Linked DNA regions of Homo sapiens: region 1 is linked to region 2. Evidence: read pairs that join two places in POLR2A ChIA-PET (ENCODE). Cell type or tissue: B cell. All regions are shown on one strand. Each heading gives the region's core, and the rest is flanking DNA. Links, peaks and the distances in the headings are about the cores only. Region 1 overlaps PAX5 (paired box 5). Region 2 holds the start of LOC105376035 (a long non-coding RNA gene).

Region 1 (8,331 bases), core at 315-8,314, 390 kb before region 2:
CTGCCTTCCCTTGGCCATCTGACCGCTCTAACATCCTTCTGCAGAACCTTAGGCTCTGAAGAGTTTGTAGACGTCCAGCAAGGACCACGCATGCGCAAGACAGCAAGTCCGGCGCATCTGAGAGCAGCAGAACAGGGCCACGCGAAAAGCTCCTTCGGATCTACCAGAAAGCTCCTTCCTTGGCATTTGGGAGAAGAGTGGGTCATAATAAAATGTCCGGTTTCTTTGGAAAAGTTATATTCCAGTCTCAAACTATTACCTTTTGAAAGGACATTTATTAGAGTTTTTTCTCATTATAACAGTAATATACGTTCATTGTAGACTCTTTGGACAGTATGGGAAAGTATAAAGAAGACATCTAAAAACGGTATTTTGGTGTATTTCCTTTATACCAACATTCCTGGGCATATTTAGAAATATCCATTTTTCTCTTAACAAAATCAGGATTATGCCATGTATACAGTTTTTTTTGTTGTGGTGGTTGTTTGTTTTGAGACAGAGTCTTGCTCTGTTGCCCAGGCTGGAGTATAGTGGTGCGATCTCAGTTCACTGCAACCTCCGCCTCCCAGGTTTGAGTGATTCTCCTGCCTCATCCTCCCAAGTATCTAGGATTACAGGCATGCGCCACCATGCCCAGTTTTTTTGTTTTTTTGCTTTTTTGTTTTTCTTTTTGAGACGAAGTCTCTCTCTGTCACCCAGGCTGGAGTGTAGTGGCATAACCTCAGCTCACTGCCACCTCTGCCCCTAGGGTTCAACTGATTCTCCTGCCTCAGCCTCCCGAGTAGCTGGGACTACAGGCGCATGCCACTGCCTAATTTTTGTATTTTTAGTAAAGAAGAGGTTTCACCACGTTAGCCAGGCTGGTCTCCAACTCCTGACCTCAAGTGGTCGGCCCTCCTCGGCCTCCCAAAGTGCTGGGATTACAGGCGTGAGCCACCGCACTCAGCCTCCATGTATACAGTTTTGCAGCCTGCTCTTTTCATGCAACATTCTGTGAGAAGCTTTTTCACATTCCAGACCATTAATATCTGAAAGTTTATTCTGAGGCTGCACTGGGTCTCCAGCTTATACAAATGAAGAATGACAGAAGTAGCAGGTGGGTGCCTCCCCTTAAACTCAATGGGCAGTAGCCTCTCTGCCCTTTCTGATCTTACAGCTTGGTGCTCGGCACCAAGGGCAGTCCGTGTCCTCAGCTGATAGCCTGAAATGGTCTTTTCTGTTCACCCTATAGTCTCACCACACACACACAGGCCATCTGGAGCCTGGCTACTTGAGCTCAGCAAGGAGCCTCTTGCCCTTTTCTAATCAGTCAGCTTAAGTGTTCCCTCAAATACATTCAGATTGTTTGTTTGTTTTCCCTAATATTCAAACCACTTATTTTAACTAAGCAAACTCGAAGCATATTGGACAACCAGAAAACTCATGGCATTTGGGAGAAGAGTGGGTCATAATAAAATGTCCAGTTCTGGGAGTGAGGTTCTCTTTTTGGTCACCTGGAAGTAAGCTGGCATCTGACCTAATGTTTATATTTTTGTGTATGTCACTTTCTCTGTGTGTATGTGTCTACAGAGATATTGCTGGATATGTCAATATATGGATATACCAGACATAAATATAGTTACAAATAAATATATGGCAAAAAAGTCACTGTAGTTCAGCTTAAAATCCTTACTTTTCAAATCATTGTCTGACTATTAAATTTGTATGTAAAAAAGCAAAGAAAATTATGTTTTCCTCATTTTCTTTTAAAATAGTTATAAATATCACTGGGAAAGCATTATCAATTGTTATAAATCATTAAGAGGCTGCAGTAGCACAGTGTACAGGCTCTGGAACTAGACCACTAGAGTTTGAATCCCATCCCTCTTACAATTTACCAGCTACATGACCTTGGGTAAATTACTTAACCTCTCTATGCCTCAGTCTCTTCATCTGCAAATGGGACTAAGAATCATTTCTATCTCATAGGATTACTATTAGGATTAAATTAATGAATTACTTAAAACAGTGGTAGCTACATACTAGGTGCTCCTTAAATGTAAGATGTTATTTTCAGTGGTGTCTTTGTAAAGATTAATGACTAGCTTCCGTCTTAAAATATTCATATTTTTCACATTTGCTTTAAAAAGCACAAGGCGAGGGCGGTGGGGGAGTAAAGATGCTCAATGGGTGCAAAAAAATAGAAAGAATGAATAAGACCTAGTATTTGATAGCACAATGAGGATACTATAGTTAGTAATAATTTAACTGTACATTTAAAAATAACTAAAAGAGTGTAATTGGGTTGTTTGTAACACAAAGAATAAATGTTTGAGGGGATGCATACCCCATTTTTCATGGTGGGTTATTACTCATTGCATACCTGTACCAAAATATCTCATGTACTCATAAATATATATATATATGCCTACTATGCACCCATAAAAATTAAAAATAATAATAATAATAAAGCACAAGTGGCCCCCTTGGAAGCTGGGGAGGGGAAGGTAGCCACTCTCACACTGTTTTAAGAATGCATCAGGGTTGTCCTTTATAAAGGGGGATCTCAGAGTTATAGGCAAGCCTCTGAAGCTGCCCCCAGGGGTGAGAGATTTTGCTCATCTGCCTTTAGCAGTCACCAAGTAAAAACAAAGAGCATCAGCTTACACTGAGAAGAAACTGTAGTGGGAAGAACAAGACTGTAATTGAATCATAACAACTCTAAACAAATTTTAAATTTTAAATATGACAGGCTGTCAAGACTCATCCAATAAGAACACACTCAGGACCTTTTCTAAGCCAGGGACAGTTGGGCTGAGTTGGCAGTCACACCAAATTGCCCGTCCCTTACCTGCTGAGCGTGAGCAGGACCCTGGCTGCCGTACTGCAGAGCACACTAGACGTTCCAACAGAGAAAGGAGCTCAGCATCAAACTCTTCCTATGAATAAGGAAACTAAAACCCAAGATGCTCAAATGACTTGCCCAGAATTGCACAGCGAGTCAGCCCAGACTCCCAGCCCCCATGCCCCAGCACTTTACTTTAAGCCACATTCAAAGGAAGCGCGGTCCCTCTGCTAAATACTTCCTATGTGAGGCATAAAAGCTATTTGGATTTCAAACCCACTTAGAATTTGAGGTTTAAAACTCTGAGGGACTTTGTGGCATTTAAGGATCCCATGGAAACATCACTCTTCCTTCTTTGAAAGGCTAGGCTTCTCACCATCATCCCACGCCCCCCGCCCCACCACCAGTCCTCACAAAATTACAGTGAAAGAGAAAATCATGGTGCCTTGAAAAAGGAAACAGGAAGATAAGGCTGAAGAAACACCCACATCTATGGCACTGATCAAACTGCCATCAGTGCAGTAAGAAGCTTGGGCCATCAGCTATGCCGAGAATTCAAAACCCAGGGGTCCAACTGTGCCAAGCTGCAAGGGGCCCCACAGGTGGCACCCAGGCCTGTGACTGTTGTGGAGAAGAAAGAGGACACAGATAGAGGTCGATGTGAGTGGATCACTTGAGTCCAGGAGTTCGAGACCACCCTGGGCAACACGATGAAACCCTATCTCTACAAAAAATGCAAAAAATTAGCCAGGCATGGTGGTGGCACCTGTAGTCCTAGCTACTTGGGAAGCTGAGGTGGGAAGATCACCCGAGCCTGGGAGATCAAGGTTGCAGTGAACCATGATTGTGCCTCTGCACTCCAGCCTGGGTGACAGAGTGAGACCCTGTCTCAAAAAAACAAAAAAAAAAAAAAAAAAAGAAAGAGGAAATGGATAAACAATCTCAGAAGGCCTGCTACCAAAATTAGAATTAAGAGCAGAACTAACAAAACATCTTCCCCAGGGCCACCTCCAGCCCGGGACAAGTTTTGTTAGCCTGCACAGTATATTTGTTTTTATTTGACTTAGTTGCTAATATTTTTAAGTTGGGAGATTTTTCATAAATATCTGAATTCTAGCTTCTCTTGAAAAATCAGAACACCCAACAATACTGGCCTCACGTTCTCACATGACCCAACCAGTTGGTACTAAATAGAGCTGCCCCTCTAAGCTGGGAGTGCCACTTGTACTCCCCACCCCTTGGCCACGGTGCTGGAATAGAAGAAGGAAGACCCCATTCAACCCACCGTTTGGGTCAGCTTTGGGATGGCCACCTCCAATGGACACTCAGACTGGATCCAGCGATCCCTGCAGGTTGTGCAGCCTCCCAGCACGTTTGTCCATAAGAAGTCAAATGAACAAGGTGATCTGTGTCCCAGGAAATCCCCCACAAGCCTAACAGAACTAGTTCAGTGATGCTTAACCCCTTGTCAGTCATGGTTTCCTAGGCTGGTCCCCTGGAAGGTAACAGGAAGTCACATACTCCTAGGGGTGAACCGTGGAGATGCCCCTGTGGCTATAAGAATAGCCACAAATCCAGCCATCACTCCCTCCCCAGCTGTTTGAAATCAGAAAGGGTGAAAAGTTGCCTCCAAGGGAGGCAAGGGCTGGGAGAGATGTGGACCCTCTTACACAGTGTCATTTGCAAGGCAGGCATTTAGAAGCTGCATTCATCTGAATGCAGTGGGAGCTTTGCCTTCATCTGAAAAATAAAACTGTATGCTGGGATGGCTCTGGCTTTGGGGGTTTAGGGGTGAGGAAGGCAGCCGCATGAGATTGTCCTACACTTAGTGAGCTGTCACTGAAGAGAGCAGGAAGGAGCCAGAGAATACTCCCAAAAAGGAGCCCCCAGTGAAGAGCACTGGAGAAGGCTAAGGATGAGAGAGGGCAGGCAGCCAGGCAGCAGAACGGGCAGCCCGCGAGGATCTGAAATGCAGAAGAAAATACTTGTCCTCCCTCTTGTCTCTCATCTCACAGATCCTCAGTTCTGTCACTCGCAGAGTCCTACAGGGCAGTGGTGGAAAGAAACTAGCCCTCCTTTTACCGTTGGGAAACCTGGGTTCTACCCCCATGTCTATCTCCAAGTCACTGTTCCTCTGCACTCTCCATCTTGGCCTCTGTTGCTACAACTGCCACAGGATAGAGTCAAGCCTTAAGGACTATAGGAGACCACAGACATGAAAGCACCTTAGAGGCATGGCCTGCCTGGCCATGGCTTTGGACTGGACACTCAGGACGCCCCTGAGGCTAGCCATGGCCCTACAGACAGCAGTTAGAAATTCCCCACAGCACAGGTCCAGGCAGAAAACATCAGCGGGCCCGTGATCTCTCTTGACCACACATCCCATGCCCCTTCACAGTCTTTGCCACATCTGTAACCACTGCTCTATTTGCCTCATACATTTCTTTCACATCACTTCAATTTTGACTTAAATAAATTTATTTTATAAGGCAATTGTAGTTCCCTACTGTAAGTGGGTAGGTGGGAGTGTTGAGGGGGAGTTCACAAACTCACTGGTTTGGTGTGTTACTTACGTTTTTCTAACATACATTAAAATAAATGTATTAGAAAACAATGTGCACCCTTGCATCTTTGCATTATAGAGGATGTAAACCGATGCTCTGTAAATAAGTTATGCTCATCCTGCAAGGCATTTTTAATTGAAATTAGTTGCCTCTGTTAAAAAAATATATAGATTAAGCTAGGTGTGATGGCTCACACCTGTAATTCCAGCACTTTGGGAGGCTGAGGTAGGAGGATTGCTTGAGCCCAGGAGTTCGATACCAGCCTGGGCAACATAGGGAGACCCCCATCTCTACATAAAAAAAAAATTAATTTAAATATAGAGATTTCACATACAGAAATATCCATGCATACATCTACACAAGCCCCAGCTTCTGCCTTCTCTTGAAGAATGCAAAAAATCTGGCAAACACCAGACCCATGGTCCTGGCAGCATTCGGCTGGAGCTAAGAAGCACTGCCCCTTTAATCGGACTTGTGCTGCCTAGCTTGCCAGGGACCCAACCTCTCCCCATCGTCTTTTGCCTGGCCTGCTTCCCTCATTACCTTATCTGCCTGGCCCCATGTAAGGCATTAGATTTTGTGACCCCCATGGACTACCTAAGGTTATCTTGCGAACCCCCAATTATATGTGTACTCTACGTTGGGAAACCTGTGGGTCCCCAAAGCCTGACCAGGGGTTTGGCTGATGTTCCTCTGCAGAGCAGGCCAGCTGCCTGTCATGTTGTTTTGTGTCGTGGAAATCCCGCAAAGAGCCAGAAGTAAGGGGCTCATAAAACACAATGGAGCCTCTTATAATCCATAAAAAGAACAGGAGTTATCCCCTCCTCCCCAAAACCTACCATCATCATTGCTATCCCCTCAGCAATTTTGTCCAGGTGCATCAGGCTTCTAAGTGCATGTCAGAACCCCACCCTGGACAAAGAGCCCCTCTGGAACAGACCAAGAAACTGTGTGCCTGATTCTCCTCTATCTCCCCTGTACCATGCATGATGTCAGGGCCTCTGTCAAGGTTTGCCAAGAGAAGAAAAACAGGCTAACAATTTACAAAATAGCAGGACTCAAAATGTGAACACATGCACTCCCACAGCGATCTGTGCATTTGAATCATCACAGAAGGATCCACTATCAGGACAAGAGGCTCTCATTCTAGTCTGACCGACCACCTCATTCTGCCAGGAGTGAGGGTCTCCTACGCCCACACAAGCTCTGCACTGATGATGGTAGGGTGTGATTTGGAGAAATGGAAACTGTCCAAGTTTTCAGGCTGCTCCCTTCTCTTTTCTCTGCAGAGTTTAGAGAACCATCATTTCTGTTCATCTCTGAACTTCATCCCTGACTCTTTGGGTTTAAATGGAGTTGAAATTTCATCATCTACAACAGAAAACTTTCTTCCATACATTTATTTTTAAAGCTCTGAGAGCGCCCTTCCATGTGTCTTGGATCAGACTGGAAAGGAAAGGGAGCTGTGTGGCTGCCAGGAAGATCCTGTGCATGACTCCCAGGGTGTTTCTCTGGTTCTTTCTCTCCCTGTGTGAGATTCCATGTATGAGTTGGGGAGAGGGCAACTCCTTTGCTCCAGAGCATCTTAGCCTCCTGGACAACACCTCTGGAGTTGAAGATGCACATCAGAACCACTGGGGTTCTGGGCTCTCAGAGAGAGGAAGAGCTTTGTCAAGGTCCCACTTTGAGCTTGTGGCAGAGCTGGAACAAGGAGCCAAGTCTCCCAACTCCAAGTCAGGTTTATGTTCCTCTCACTCACTGGCTCAAGCTCTGCCCAAACTGGAGGAAGGATTTTCTTCCTGGGAATCTTTGAGATGGGCCAGTGCTAAGACCTTGAGCCTAGGTTTGCAGGGACAGCGACATTTGTGAAGATCTAGTCAGGACAATTCACTGTGAAGTGTTCCACACATATAGGTGGGTGGTGAAGGGAGGGATGGAAATAACTCTGGGCTCAGAAGAAACTCGAGCGGCCAGGGTGTTGGCATGCTCCCCTCTCCCTGGGCCTAGGACTCCTACCTGCTTTGGAAAGAAGAGAAGGGTAACAGAGACCGAGCAGGCCCCATTAGCATCCCTCCTGTTCAGTAACCCCTAAGGGGCCTTGGTGAAAAAAGAGACCAGATCTTCAGGAAAGGCACATGCAGAGCCTCCAGGATGCCCTGCCATCCCTCCAAATCCCCAACCCCCACAGGCACGAGCCCCTCACCTGTTGATGGAACTGACGCTAGGCACGGTGTCATTGTCACACACCCGCTCTGCCAGCAGCCGGTCCCTGATCTCCCAGGCAAACATGGTGGGATTTTGGCGTTTATATTCAGCGATTTTTTCCACCACTTTGGGTGTGGCGACCTTTGGTTTGGATCCTCCAATTACCCCAGGCTTGATGCTTCCTGTCTCATAATACCTAGGACCCAAAGAGAAAGAAGCTTAGCCATGAGGAACCAGTAAAGTGGATATTGGCAACAAAATAACGGGCTACTCTGGCCAGGAAACGTCCGGATCTGCACGTTCCAATACAGTAGCCACCAGCCAGATGCGGCTTTTGAACATTTGAAATATGGCTAGTCTGAATCAAAATGTGCTGTAAATATAAAATACACACCAAATTTTTAAAACTTAGTACCAAAAGAAGTAAAATATCTCAATAATTTTGATATTAGTTGTATGTTGAAATAACAATTTTTATATATTGAGTTAAAATATATAATTAAAATATAGTACCTCTTTTTTTTAACTTTTCTTAATGTGCTGCTGGAAAATTTTAAATTGCATACACAGCTCTCATAGTATTTCTTTTTTTTTTTTTCAGACGGAGTTTCGCTCTTGTTGCCCAGGCTGGAATGCAATGGCGTGATCTTGGCTCACTGCAACCTCCGCCTCCTGGGTTCAAGTGATTCTCCTGCCTCAGCCTCCCGAGTAGCTGGGATTACAGGCATGTGCCACCAT
Region 2 (8,331 bases), core at 80-8,079:
TGTCAGTTTCACCCAACAGTTAATTTCTGTGCTATGCAACCTTTCCCAGAGCTTAGAAAAAAGTTAAAAATTTTCCAATTAATTTTACACACTTTGCATAACTCCAATACTAAGACTTGATTTTTAAAAGAGCACAAGATAAAGTGTATCTATCTAAAATCAAGAATCAACATCATACTAATGATAAAACACTAAACCCCGTCTAGAGGAGTTTGGATTAGAGTCAGAATGAAGACAAGGGTGTCAGTTAGGTATCAGCAATGCTAGCTGCTGTGAGGAACATAACTCCAAACCTCAATGGCTGAACACAATGGAAGTAAATTACTTGTTTACACAAAGAGCAGTGAGAATCCCTGGTTAGCCAGCTGCCTCCCATGTGGCCATTCAGGGACCTCCACTGCTTGTGCCATCCCCCAGAGCCACTGCCAGCTCCTCTGACGGCAAACAGGAAGAAAGACAGTAGAGGATCTTGTGGGAGGTTTTATGGGCCAACCGGGCAAGGCACCTGTATCACCTCCACCCACAGTCCAGTGGCTAGAACCTGGTCACGCGGCCACTCCTAACTGCAAGGGAGGCTGAGAAATGTTACCTCCTTCCGTGCCCAGCAGGAAAAAGAAACAGGTGACGTTGCAGCATTTCTTGCAGAATACCCCACTGTCGTCTCTGGGACTTTTGTTGACAAATCACTGATGTTTTCTGCACATCCTGATTTGCAGCAGGCAGTGACTACTACCTGAGCACCATCCCAGTTTCAGAGATTAAAAATGTGAAAAACTTGGAGTTGATGAAATACTCGATAGGAATAGTAGGTGAAGCTGTAGGAGATGCTGCGCTTGTAAAAGGCCCACGGATGAGCCAGGGCTTTCCGGGCATAACCCCAAGGCCAAAAACATAAGTGATAGACTAACTATATAAAAACAAAAAAATCCCTTATATCAAAAAAGAACATTGAAAGGAGAAGGGCCCACTGTGGGGGAAATATTTGCAATGTGTGATAGAGAATGAGCAGGCTTGCTATTTAAAGAGCCCTTACAAATCAAGAGTGAAAAAGGTGAAGAAAATGGACAAATAACAGTAACAGGAAATTAATAAAAGAAGAACTAAAAATGGTTAAATATGTTAACTATGTAAAACTATTTAGTAGTCAAAGAAGCACAAATTAAAACTACCATGTAATACCACGTTTTACCATCAGATTGGCAGAGATGTGAAAATTGATAATGGTGTTTGCAAAGACTGGCAAGTAAAGGCTATTAACCCTCTGGAAAGGGAAAGATGGGTGCCCTGTTTACCACTGTGGGTGATACGGTCTTGAAAACACTTATGCCTGTTGACCCAGCAGTCCCACCTCTGGAATTTATCCTAAGGAAACAAATGAAGAGATGTGAAAGACATATGTTCAAGGCTGCTAATCTCAGGGGAGCTTTTAAATTTAACTTTAATTTGTATCAAGTTATACATGCACATGATTTCAAAGGTCAAAAAATTCTACAAGATTTGTTACAAAAATCAGCAATTCCCTGAAGCCACTCCCCCAGTCATGGCCCTGCTCTGCTTTTTCAGTCCCAGAGATACTTTTTTTTTTTTTTTCTTTTTTGAGACAGGGTCTCACTCTGTCTCCCAGGCTGGAGTGCAGTGGCATGATCTCGGCTCACTGTAGCTTCGACCTCCAGGGTACAAGTGATTTTCCCTTCTCAGCCTCCTGAGTAGTGGGAACCACAGGCATGTGCCACCATGCCCAGCTAACTTTTATCATTTATCCTAGACAGGGGTCTCCCTGTGTTGCCCAAGCTGGTCTTGAACTCCTAGGCTCAAGCAGTCCTCCTGCCTTGGCCTCCCAAACTGTTGGGATTGCAAGCATGAGCCACCATACACAGCCTCAGAGATACTATTTCAATCCTTTAAGTATTTAGTGTATTTTCTCTAAATACCATGCTTATATTGCTACTTCTTGATTTTTCAGGTTTATACATTATATAGTGATTTTTCATTATGGAAGGGGAGAATTTGGCTCTCATCAATCACTCACTCACAATACCCCCCACCCTGGAACAAAACGCATATTAATACATGTATTCCCACCCCCCACAGCCTCCCAATATAGTTATTTGTCATTCTGATCAGATCAATATTCGTTATTTGCTTTATTCTGACTGCAAATCTGTTTTCAAGATTTTCAGAGTTAATAATTGTCTTGCTTTTTTTTTTTTTTTTTTTTGAGACAGAATCTCTCTCTGTCCCCCAGACGGGAGTTTAATGGCACAGTCTTGGCTCACTGAAGCCTCCACCTCCCAAGTTCAAGTGATTCTCCTATCTCAGCCTCCTGAGTAGCTGGGACTACAGGCACGCGCCACCAAGCCCAGCTAATTTTTGTACTTTCAGTAGAGATGGGGTTTTGCCATGTTGGCCACACTGGTCTCAAACTCCTGACCTCAGATGATCCACAGCCTCAGCCTCCCAGAGTGCTGGAATTACAGGTGCGAGCCACTCTACCCGGCCCAATTGTCTCGTTTTTACCATTGGCTTGGTTTACTAATTTTCGTCACTAATTTAACTACAAACTCTTTCTTTCAGAATTTTGAACATATTCCTCCATCATGTTCCGGTTCCCACTGACGCTGTTAAAGAATCCAGTGCCATTCGGATCCATGATCCTTTGTATGAAATCCACTTTTTCTCTGCAAACTTGTAGGATATTTTCTTCATGCCAGATACTTGTGTTCTTCAATTCTGGGTTTTTGAAAACAAAATATTTTTAAAATTACTTTCTTCTTTCTTTTTTTTTAGGACAGAGTCTCACTCCGTCGCCCAGGCTAGAGTGCAGTGGTGTGATCCCAGCTCATTGCAGCCTCAAACCCCTAGGCTCAAGTGATTCTCCCACCTCAGCCCCCCAGGTAGCTAGGACTACAGGTGTGTGCCACCAGTCCTGGCTAATTTTTTAATTTTTTTTTTGAAAACACTTATGCCTATTGACCCAGCAGGTGTGTGCCGCTATGCGTGGCTCATTTTTTATTTTATTTTATTTTATTTTATTTATTTTTGCAGAAGCCATTGATACCATCTAGCTAAGCTAGGTTGAAGATACTTTGGACTCGACAATTCTATATTAGGATACATGCCCTAGAACATCTCTCCCGTGCATGCACAAAAAGATATTGATGCCTGTAATCCCAGTGCTTTGGGAGGCCAAGGCAGAACGATCACTTGAGGTAAGAAGTTTGAGACCAGCCTGGGCAACATAACAAGACACTGTTTTTACAAAAAAAAATTAAAAATGAGCCAGGCATAGAGGCATGCACCTGTAGTCTTGGCACTCAGGAGGCTGAGGTGGAAGGATAACATGAGCCCAAGAGTTTGAAGTTACAGTAACTATGATCATGCTGCTGTATTCCAGCCTGGGTGACAGAACAAGACACTGACTTAAAAAAAAAAAAAAAAAAGACATTTACAAGAATGCTATGGCAACGTTGTTTATAAGGACAAATACAAGAGAAAGATATAATAAATACTTATTGACAGGGGAATGAATAAAGATGGCACAGTTATACAAAACATATACAATATTGAGTAAATACACAAGACATATAAGGATGCCATGACATACACAAGACATACACAGCCAGCCATGGTGGCTCACACCTGTAATCCCAGCACTTTGGAAGGCTGAGGCAAGAGGATCACTTGAGCTCAGGAGTTCAAGACCAGCCTGAGCAACATCACAAGACCTTGTCTCTACTTAAAAAAAAAAAAAAAAAAAAAAAAATTGGCCGGGCGCGGTGGCTTACGCCTGTAATCCCAGCACTTTGGGAGGCCAAGGCGGGAGGATCACAAGGTCAGGAGATCGAGACCATCCTGGATAAAATGGTGAAACCCCATCTCTACCAAAAAAAAAAAAAAAACAAAAAAATTAGCTGGGCGTGGTGGCAGGCGCCTATAGTCCCAGCTACTCGGGAGGCTGAGGCAGGAGACTGGCGTGAACCCGGGAGTCGGAGCTTGCAGTGAGTGGAGATTACACCACTGCACCCCAGCCTGGGCAACAGAGCGAGACTCCGTCTCAAAAAAAAAAAAAAATTAACTAGGCTTGGTGGTGTGCACCTGTAGTCCTGGCCACTCAGGAGGCTGAGATGGGAGGTTTGCTTGAGCCTGAGGAATTTGAGGCTGCAGCAAGCTATGATTGCACCACTGCGCTCTAGCCTGCGGGACAGAGCAAGACCCCATCTCAAAAAAGAAGAAAGGGGAAAAAATTGCAATCCTACTTAAAATTGCAATATTCCACCACCCCTGCCTCTCCAGCTTCCCTTATTTTTTCCCTCTGTACTTCTCACGTTGTAACATATTAATAATGTATCTCAGTTTCATACCTTTTGTTTATGGTTTGGCTCACCCCACCAGAATGTGTGTCCCATGAGAGCAGTAATCCTCTCTGTTGTTTACGGATGTTCCCAGGGCTTAGGTTGGTGCCTCACATACAGTAGGTTCTCAATATGTATATGTTTGTGAGTTTATGAATGAATAAAAGACAGAAACCGCTACTGAAAGTTTAAAACCATGCAAAGCAATACCACTTATCATTTATGGATAAACACGCAGTTCAGGTTTGGGTTACCCCTGGTGACAGAGGTGGGGAACAGGATCAGGAAGGGACACCCAAGAGTCTTCCAGTGTCCCCGTAAGATTTATTTCCTAAGCAGGGCAATAGAGATGGAAATGTTTGTTATATTATTATCAACAAGTTTTGCATGGCAGAGAAATTCTACAGCTTGAAAAAAAAGAAAAAAAAAAGGAACAGCCAGCACCTGCAGCAGGTGTTAGAGTTTCCCAGGGTTTTTCCACATGACCTCATGGGACAGGGGTGCACAGGGGGCTTCCTGTAAACCCAGCTCAGAGCCAGGTGGGGCCTGGGACTGGGGGTTCTTCCAGAGCTCCCTAACAGGGGGGAAATCCCAGTCAGATCAAGAGAGGAAGGGGCAGCCTAGGAGGCCACCTCTTCTGGGTGAGATGGGGAGAGTGGGCCAGAATGAAGCTTGATCTTACACTGTCTTAGTAACAGCCCAACAAGTTCTAGCCCGTTGCCCAGGTAGAGCCGATTTATCAAGACAGGGGAATTGCAATAGAAAGAGTTTAATACATGTAGAGCTGGCTAAACAGGAGACTGGAATTTATTATTACTTAAATCAGCCCCTCGAAAATTCAAAAATGGGTCTTTTAAGGATGATTCAGCAGGTCTGGGACCAGGGATTGGGGAGTGCGTATTGGTCAGACTGAAGATGAAATCATACGGGGGTTGAAGTCGATTTTTTTTTTTTTTTTTTTTTTTTTGGAGATAGAGTCTCCCTCTGTCACCCAGGCTAGAGTGTGGTGGCGCGTTCTCGGCACACTGCAGCCTCTGCCTCCCGGGTTCAAGCAATTCTCCTGCCTCAGCCTCCCAAGTAGCTGGGATTACAGACATGCGCTACCATGCCCGGCTAATTTTTGTATTTTTAGTAAAGATGAGGTTTCACCATGTTGGCCAGGCTGGTGTCGAACTCCTAACCTCAAATGATCTGCCCACCTCGGCCTCCCAAAGTGTTGGGATTACAGGCGTGAATCATCCGCCTGAAGTGGATTCTTGCTGTCTTCTGTTCCTGGGTAGGATCGCAGAACTGGTTGAGCCAGATTACAGGCCTGGGTGGCACCAGTTTGTGCATCAGAGTGCATCAGCAGTGCAGGGTCTGAGAAATACCTCAAGTGCCAATCTTAGGTTTTACAATCGCGATGTTATCCCTAGGAGGAACTGGGAAGGTTCAGAATCTTGTAGCCAGCTGCGTGACTCCTAAACCATAATTTCAAATCTTATGGCTAACCTGTTAGTCTTACAAAGACAGTCTGGTCCTCAGGCAGGAAGGGGTTTGTTTAGGGAAAGGGCTGTTAGCATCTTTGTTTCAAAGTTAAACTATAAACTAAGTTCAGCCTATGCCCAGGAATGAACAGGGCAGCTTGGAGGTTAAAGGCAAGATGGAGTTGGTTAGGTCAGATCTCTTTCTCTGTCATAATTTTTTTGTTGTTTTTTTTTTTGAGTTGGAGCTTCGCTCTTGTTGCCCAGGCTGGAGTGCAGTGGTGCGATCTTGGCTCACTGCAACCTCCACCTCCCAGGTTCAAGCGATTCTCCTGCCTCAGCTTCCCAAGTAGCTGGGATTACAGGCACCTGCCCAGCTAATTTGTTCATATTTTTAGTAGAGACGGGGTTTCACCATATTGGCCAGGCTGGTCTCAAACTCCTGACCTCAGGTGATCCGCCTGCCTTGGCCTCCCAAAGTGCTGGGATAACAGGTGTGAGCCACCGTGCCCGGCCTCTGTCATAATTTTCGCAAAGGTGGTTTCATCTTTATCCAAGAGTAGGGACTTGCCGCTGGATCCCCCTGTCAGACACACGCTGCTGTGAGTCAGCTCTGGATTCCGCTTTAGGACACCTGGGAGCTGTCCCAGTTCAGAATCTGATTCCCTGTTGGAAGCTCTGCCCAGAATTTCTCAAAACTCAGTCTGCATCCTGGCCCCCACCCCCATGAATAATGGGGAGAATAAATGTGAACCCGGTTTTGTCTACATCATAGGGCTGCTGTGAGAATCAAAAAGGGTGAAAAAAAACCTCCCTGCCGGTAGAGACCAGTCTAACTGCAACTGTGCATTTTTTTCTTAACTATCCCCCTATTGTTTGATTGTGTTTGCCATTTTCTCTGCTATAAACAGCACTGCAATGAACATCTTTACATGCCTGCATATGGGTGAAGGGAAAACTTCCCCTTTTCCTTCTGAAGGTTCACTGAAAATCACCTGACAAAAGGCAGATTAGTAGGAGAAAAAGGATACACATTTATTAACATTCATGGGAGAGAATTACAGTGTGATTACCCCAATCCCCCAATGGGGTACAGAAGCTTATGTACTCTTTTTCCCAGGGGAGCGAGGAGATGGGAAACATAGAGCATTGTTTTGAGGAGCAGTAAATGATTATTAAGGAGAATGAATGGATCAGGGAGACAGAAATCAACTTGTGAATGGAATGAGTCTGAGAGGCAGACATTATGTTGTGGAAAAGTCCATCCAGCTGTGGTTGGACTTCTGACTTCTTTTCTTCCGGCTTCTTTTCTGCAGTGGATAATGGGGTATCAGACGGACAGAAGGCAAATGTGTTTCTTTTGGCAAGACACTTTCTAGGTCAGATAAGGAAATTCCAGAGAGTCCCTCCAAGGACTTGAGGGGTGAGAGGGAGAGAACGAGACAAGGTTAGAGAGGCCTTGATGCTGAGGCTTATTTGTGAGGCCTTTCAGTTTTCAAAAGCACTCAGCATGCCCAAGTGCCACATTTTGGGGAATCATTTTCTGTACCCCAACACTTATATTTTTGGTTTGCTTTAAAAAAATTATTTCTCTGGGATAAATCCCAGAGGAAATAATTGGTTAAAGCATATAAATTGTTTCTATGGCTTTTCAACCTGATAATCAAAAGGATCAGAATACTGTTCTAAAGAGTTCATGCGGCTGGGCAAAGTGGCTCATGCCTGTAATCCCAACACTTTGGGAAGCCGCGGCGGGGTGGGATGGTGGATCACCTGAGGTCAGGAGTTCGAGACGAGCCCAGCCAACATGGTGAACCTCTGTCTCTACTAAAAATACAAAAACTAACCAGGCCTGGTGGCACGACGCCTGTAATCCCAGCTATTCAAGAGGCTGAGGCAGGAGAATTGGTTGAACCTGGGAGGTGGAGTTTGCAGTGAGCTGAGATTGCACAACTACATTCCAGCCTGGGCAACAGAGCAAGACTCCATCTCAAAAAAAAAAAAAAAAAAAAGAGTTAATGCAAGTGCAAAGTTTAAGGATGACTGTCCGGGAGACACAGACTCCAGAGGAATGGAATCAATGCTCTGAAATGGAGAAGTTAAGGTTTTACTTGCATAGGTAGAAACAAAGAAGTTTAGCAGGATTACTAAAGTTTAGCAGCCTTTTCCATACGAGGCTGATCTATGAATTACAGCAATCTGATTGGTTGCAGCTTGTTCTTTGTCAGGAAAGGTATAGTCAACATCTATCTTGAGTAAATTGATTGTCACAGAGCCTATTGTGCTATCTGGTCGGAGTCAGGTACAAGAGAGGAAAGAAGGAAGTTAACCTACAAGGAGAGTCAGTAATGAGGAAAAAGGGGTCTTTCCTCCAGTGCCCTTTAGTCTTTTACGACATTTTACAAAAGAATGTAGGTATGGAAAAAGTTGATCTATAATCAGAGAAACAGAGGTTGTGGCTGCCTGTTATGTGACTCAGGTCCCACAGTCACATTTCCTTTAAGGCTCCAAATAAA

What was found. ChIA-PET counts read pairs that join two places held together with the same protein. Peaks named below come from ENCODE experiments on the same cell type or tissue, not always from the same donor. Only the 100,000 strongest peaks of a DNase experiment are listed, where the experiment ranks them.
Region 1: POLR2A ChIA-PET joins it to region 2 with 10 read pairs; 4 of 35 experiments call an interaction of 5 or more read pairs at or near these places.

The regions. Positions count from the first base shown.
Region 1 is chr9:37,007,406-37,015,736 of GRCh38, forward strand. PAX5 (paired box 5) reads right to left here. Exons shown (of 10, transcript NM_016734.3): 3 at 7,592-7,789. It overlaps LOC105376032 (a long non-coding RNA gene), which reads left to right. Exons shown (of 4, transcript NR_188579.1): 4 at 45-1,647. Among named protein-coding and RNA genes, the nearest start is that of PAX5, 23 kb to the right of the region's middle. RefSeq lists an enhancer at 4,171-4,240. In B cell, for the core only: no CTCF peak of the experiment used is centred there; DNase peaks (open chromatin) are centred at 2,990, 3,416, 3,793 and 4,238; H3K4me3 peaks cover 2,452 bases; H3K27ac peaks cover 7,723 bases.
Region 2 is chr9:37,398,381-37,406,711 of GRCh38, forward strand. LOC124902154 (a long non-coding RNA gene) reads right to left here. Exons shown (of 4, transcript XR_007061481.1): 4 at 6,826-7,125. LOC105376035 (a long non-coding RNA gene) reads left to right here and starts at 7,061. Exons shown (of 4, transcript XR_007061479.1): 1 at 7,061-8,331. RefSeq lists enhancers at 581-640, 4,709-4,878. In B cell, for the core only: no CTCF peak of the experiment used is centred there; DNase peaks (open chromatin) are centred at 601, 4,040 and 4,881; H3K27ac peaks cover 1,201 bases.